Linked DNA regions of Mus musculus: region 1 is linked to region 2. The links are chromatin contacts, found by Hi-C or POLR2A ChIA-PET in ENCODE. All regions are on one chromosome and are shown on one strand. Each heading gives the region's core, a stretch centred on a gene start or an enhancer-like site at or near the end of the contact. The rest is flanking DNA. Distances are from core to core; before and after follow the strand shown. Region 1 holds the start of Usp19 (ubiquitin specific peptidase 19). Region 2 holds the start of Klhdc8b (kelch domain containing 8B).

What was found. Hi-C counts contacts between places; a loop is a spot of excess contacts on that map. ChIA-PET counts read pairs that join two places held with the same protein, here RNA polymerase II (POLR2A).
Region 1: a loop to region 2 is called in a map of heart, with 2.0 times the contacts of the local background. The contact joins the promoter of Usp19 here to the promoter of Klhdc8b in region 2. A Hi-C loop is called at or near these places in 2 of 37 maps with a recorded cell type or tissue (T-helper 2 cell and heart). POLR2A ChIA-PET finds 5 or more read pairs at or near these places in 4 of 5 experiments (Patski and embryonic stem cell).

The regions. Positions count from the first base shown.
Region 1 is chr9:108,488,993-108,491,984 of GRCm38, reverse strand. It overlaps Usp19 (ubiquitin specific peptidase 19), which reads right to left and starts at 1,309. Exons shown (of 27, transcript NM_027804.4): 1 at 1,090-1,309. It overlaps Lamb2 (laminin, beta 2), which reads right to left. Exons shown (of 33, transcript NM_008483.3): 29 at 2,611-2,818; 30 at 2,391-2,532; 31 at 2,032-2,208; 32 at 1,780-1,939; 33 at 1,455-1,701. The coding sequence ends at 1,565.
Region 2 is chr9:108,451,440-108,454,139 of GRCm38, reverse strand. Klhdc8b (kelch domain containing 8B) reads left to right here and starts at 1,339. Exons shown (of 6, transcript NM_001359428.1): 1 at 1,339-1,823. It also overlaps a transcript of Ccdc71 not described here.

The DNA.
Region 1 (2,992 bases), core at 60-2,559, 38 kb before region 2:
CCAGAAAGGCTCTGGTACTAAAGCATCTAGTCTGCTTCCTGCCGGCTCCTATTTTTTGCCATAAACCAGCTCCTGAAACTTGATCTTTTGTTTCCACCTAAAGAAGGATCGATCTCTCTCTCCTCAGCCTTAAAGATTAGGAGTGGAGGCGGGTGGTGGTGGCGCACGCCTTTAATCCCAGCACTTGGGAGGCAGAGGCAGGCGGATTTTCTGAGTTCGAGGCCAGCCTGGTCTACAGAGTGAGTTCCAGGACAGCCAGGGCTACACAGAGAAACCCTGTCTCGAAAAAAAAAAAAATGAGGAGTGGACTCCAGTTTTAAGACACGGTGATAGGCTTAACAACGAAACAGACATCACCCCTGTCTCCAGGTTCCTTCCTTCATCATCAGCTCTGAGCCACGGAGGCCTGATCTGTTTCCCACCTGTGTGTGGATTCGGGCTCCCTCCATCCAAAGTGAAGTTCTCAAAACTAGTGAGGGTGGAGATGGAACGTAGACCTAGTACTAGCCCTGGCAGCCTCAAGCCCGGCTTGCGAGACGAAGGAGATTGAACTGTAGCCTGTGTTCCCTTAGGGGAGAGTGGGGTGATAAAAATACCCTTGGACGATAAGAGTGATGAGCGGAATCTTTAGTGACAGTCCGTCCAGGCCTCTGGGCAGAGCACCCGCCGTTTCCTCCTTACACCGAGGCCCGATTCACAGCCGGAATCCCTCCCCCATGCTCTGAAAGCCGTCGAAGCGGCAGAGAAACTATCCGGAGATCCCAGCTGGTTAGAGAAGCTGCGCAGAGTTACTGAACGCAGACCAACGCCCCGGCTAGGATGCTGCCCTCCTCCAGCCTCCGAATCCCAGGCCTGCCACCACCTCCTCCAGGAAGCCACCCTCGCTCGCCGCTAATCCTCTTAAAAACAGAGAGGCCGGCCACAGGGGTAGCATAACGGCTCGGTCGGCATCGGTAGGCCGAGCACGCCGCGAGGCTCGAGATGTCGGGGCTGGCACGGCCCGTGACCTTGAACAGGCCCGCCCCGGGCCAACCTTGCGGCCTTCCCCCGCTGCGGCCAAACCGGCGACTTGAGGCCCACACCACTCACCGAGCGAGACCGCCGCCACCAGCCCTCTTCGGGCCCTGGCAACACGCTCTCGATTCCGGTTCCGGCGTCGGGTCGGTTCCGGTTCCGGCGCGCCCCTCCCCCGTCCCGGCTCCTCCGCCACCGCCGCCTTCGCCGCTGCTTCAGCCGCTTGTTTTGTTTCGACTTCTAGCTACGGCTACGGGAGGCGGGGTGCCGAGCTGATGACGCACTTCCGGCAAGAGTGGGAGCTCTTGGTGAAGGGCAGCTTTGGGGAGGGCGGGAAAGGAAGAGGAGGGGTTCCGGTGCTCGGCCTCTGCTGGTAGCCTACAGCTGATGGCGTGTATAAAGGTCCTCCGCCCCTCCCATCAAAGGCCAGACAACACAGAGGAGGTTCACACAGGTTTATTGAAAGCTCTTGCTAGCCAGGAGCTCTTTAATGTGCGGACGATCGTGTGCAGAACAGTGCTTGGCGACAAGGCTAGGCCCTAGGGAGTGGTCACTGGCAGGTGTTGTAGATCTGGACCTGCAAGTTGATGGCCTGGAGCACACTGCGCATCCTGGCTTCCAGCCCATCCAGCTGGGCCGCTTTGCCCTCCAGTGCACGCTCGTTCTCCTCATATGTGCCCTCCAGCTCTAGAAGGGTCAAGAAATAGTTCAAGTCTTTTCTCACGCAAGCCCACCTTTCTAGCTCCCGCCCACCATGGTCCTCACCCTGTAGCCGCTGCAGCTTATCCTGAGCGGCCTGCAACAGGTCCCGAGCCTCATCCCGCAGTTGTTCTGCCCTGGCTTGTGCAGCCAGAACACCTTCAGCCTTCCGCTCTGCCAACGCCCTCACTGTTTGGTATTGGTCACCTACTTGTTCCCGTAGTTGCTGCAGATGTAAGAGGCAGGGTCGGTATACTAATTCAGTGGAATTCTAACTATAATACCCCTACCCCATCCAGAGGGCTTCGCCCAACCCACTTTCTCAGCCTCCCTGGCACGGCTCTGGGCACTGCCTGCTGTTTCTTCCGCTGTAGATGCTGCCAGGCTATTTCCTGCCCGTTTCAGTTTCAGGGCCTCCAGGAGGGCGTCTAATTGCCGAGCCCGCTCACCGGCAGAGTTCAGAGACTTCTCTGCACCTGCCATCCTCTCCTGGACCTGCCACAGAAAGGCCCAGGTTTAACAAATCCACCTTTAGTACCAGCAACTGAGAAGGAGAAGCAAGTTGATCTCTGTAACTTCCAGGCTGCCCAGGGCTACACAGTAAGACCTCCCTGTCCCAGACAAAGCAAGCCAGATCCTTAGTACATGCCCATCACCTCGTCCTAAGGAAGTCATACCCGCTGCAGGGTCTGCTCTGTGTTTTGTGTGTCAACCACTGCTCCCCAGATGGCACCCTGAGCAGCTCCTTGTGCCCTCTGAGCCTCCTCCAGTGCCGCTTGGACTGTCTCTGCCTTCTGTCTCTCACCCTCGGCCCGGCTCCTGAGGAAGAGGGGAGATCAGGGTCTACAGGTATCAGGACCAGGTTTCAGGAATGGGGACCAGGCTTGGGGGTCAGACCGTGCCCGGTGCGCATCTTGCAGTAGCTGTTCAGCCCGACGCACGTCGCCCATGGTATGGGCCAGGATTGTGTCCACGTCGGCCAGGCTTCGGACGCGTTCTGCAATCTCACTGGCTAGGCGCTGGATCTGCTCGGGTGAGGCCGGGATGGAGATGTCTAGCACCCGAGTCGCTACCATTTCAATACTGTCAGGATCGGCTCCCTCCTCTATGGAGACACAGGCAAGGGCTTAACAGTCTCTCCTGCATGACCTTGGGAACACAATCTTGGTATTCTGGGGTCTCAGACTGCACATGCAATAGGAGTTTGCTAACAGGCATAAGGATGTAACCAAGGAACAGGGACTATATAAGGGACACAGACTTAGGGACATTGACTGGA
Region 2 (2,700 bases), core at 90-2,589:
CCTTCACTTCAAACTGACAACCACTGAGAGAGCTATAGGCTCTATTTAGTCATAAAGAAGGGTTCATCCACATTTTGGACAGTCAGAATTTTGGGCATGCAAAGGCATTAGTACTGTATGATCCCTGGGGATGTGAAGGTGGGTTTCTTAGGTCCCCTTGTTCTTGGGAGCAGTAACAATATAAGACCCATGTTTCTAGTCACCTCCCAGAATCCCCAGGTTGCAGTTACCCACGGTGGTAACTGATGGTACCTCCTTTATTGGCTGCTTTCCTTGGTCTTCTTGCTACTTCTCTGCGGGTGCTTCCTGGCTTCACCTCCTACACTAACCACACACACTTGTGTCACTGCCTCAAGATCTGCGTTGGGAAAATTAAGCTAAACACTGTACACAAAAGGGTCGGAATCAATGAGCAGACACAGACAAGTGCAGGAGCTGTTCACACAAGCTTTCCAACTGGAAGCTTCGGCTGATCAGAATGCTCACAAGATAGGCTGAGCCAAAGTGTGAATCAGAGGTAGGTGGATGCAGCTGGTCTTTGCTACTTTGTGGGTTTTTTTCCCACCCTTCATCCCCCAGTTTCAACCCCTATCACTAGATAGGAGAGAAAGAAGGATAGAGGGGAGAGATAAATAGAGGTCCTTGAATCTAATTTCTTTTGACAACTAACAAACTGCAACTAGTCCCCTCCCCACTGATGGCCAACAACCACCCATCCACCCCCCAGGGCTCTCAAACTTATATCCTCTGAGAAGTACCCAGAATTCCAAACATAACACAATCACAGAAACTATGTGCAGCTGGCAAAACCCTGCTTTTGCTAGAACACAGGCAAATCGTAGTCAGCTGCTGGGAAGCAGCCCCGTATCTCCACACCTGGCATTAAAACAAAAACATATTCCTATACGATTTCTCTGATGTTAAAAGAAATCAAAATTTCAGAATTCTCACTCCAGGGGAGTCTTTGTCACACCAGTTTGCTATCACATGACCACGGAGTTGGCTAGAGATGAGCTCTGTACCCTGAAGATGAACAGTCACCCAACCTCTGAGTAGTAGCCCCAGAGTAGCATTAGGCAGAGAGACTCCTGGCATCTGGCTGATTGTGCACATCCACTGCTCGGATCGAAGCAAAAATAACCTACTTTTCTATAAAGAAGGTCTAGATAGGCCCCAAGGCTAGTACAGTCTGCCCCTCCACCCTACAAGCTGCTAGTCTCCATATACACTAAGGGATCTTTTCTGTGTCCTGCTTTGTGTCATGGTTAGGACAGCTCGGCTGGGCTCCCCAACCAGAGGCCCAGGCTACAGCCCTAGTGGCCTCTAGGGGGCGCCGCTGGGAAGCTTGTGGTTTGGCACCTCCAAGCTCAGTTGTGATGGGCGGACTCCGACCCCTAAAGGCCCCAGGTTCCACTGGCTAGCCCCTGGCTGATTGTACCCAGAGTGGATCCGACTCACAACGACACCCGCCTCCGATCCCACCATACCGGTGTTGTGTTGCTCGCCGCTGCCTCATTTCTATCATCGCCCCAGGTAGAGCCCTAAATCCTGGCCGGCCGGATGTCCATATGCCTGTCTGTTCATTTTGGGTGACCGTGGGTCGGTGCGCCCTACTCCTGCCGTGGCATGTGCAGAGTTAAGGCGGGAGGAGGTTTCCCCGAATCTGGGGAGGGGGGAGCGAGGGGCGGACCCGGTCCAGCCCCGCCCCACGCCGGAGCGGTGCGGGAGCCCCACCAGAGCCCAGCTTCAGCCCTAGCCGGAGCCAGCGGAGGCGGAGGCGGAACAGCGGACCCCGTGCCCTGGCGACATTTGAGATCCAGCAGGTGAGTCCCGCGGGAACCTCGCGCAGGGGAAGTTTGGGGCATGAAGGATAGAACCTTAATTAAACCCACTAGCCAGACCCGCCCCCCACTCTCCTTTGAGTTGGAAGTTTGGGGCCAGGAGGCCGTCCCTGTTAAATCCCGGGACTGAGAGTGGAGACCCCCAGCATACACATAGAGACATAGACACAGAGAGATACACACACAGCAAAAGGGGAGGCTAAGGAATGTGCTCTTGGGTGGGGGGTGTCAGGAATCCAGCCGTTTATTCCTACAGGAAAAGCCCTGGACTCAGGGACCTTCTAATCCTGTGCTCAAGAGATTCTCTACACCAGCCTTTTAAAACCTCCTCAGCAGGGAATCTGCTGGCATCGCCACACCCATAAAGGATGGACTTCAAAGGGAGTGTGGAATCCTGGAGTCTAGCCCCTTTGGGTCTCGCATATGAGACTGGCCTTTTGCTGATATAAATGGTTATACCTTGTAGAAGATCCTTCTTGTAAGGACTACAGGATGAGGGACCCTGATGGCTGGACCCAGGTTGTTGAAGGCACACTAGATGCCAGTGTGTAGAGGATGCAGAACTCTCTTGGAGCACTGAGATAAGACTTGTTGGGACAGGAAGCACGCTAGGATGGAGATTTGGGCTCTATCTTCCCTTCCACTCTAAATTGATCAAGTTACTATTTGCTAGTTCTTAAGGTTGGGGAGGGAAGAATCCCTCATGTTCCCACAAGAACCGAGAACGCCTTCTGGGTACCTGGAATCTATTCTTCCCACTATAGAAGGACCTTCACCAGTAGAGTGTTAGTCAAAGGTGTGGGTCTTTCTGCACGAGTGGTTTTGGGCCTGGCCTGCCTTCAGCTACATGTTGTTCATC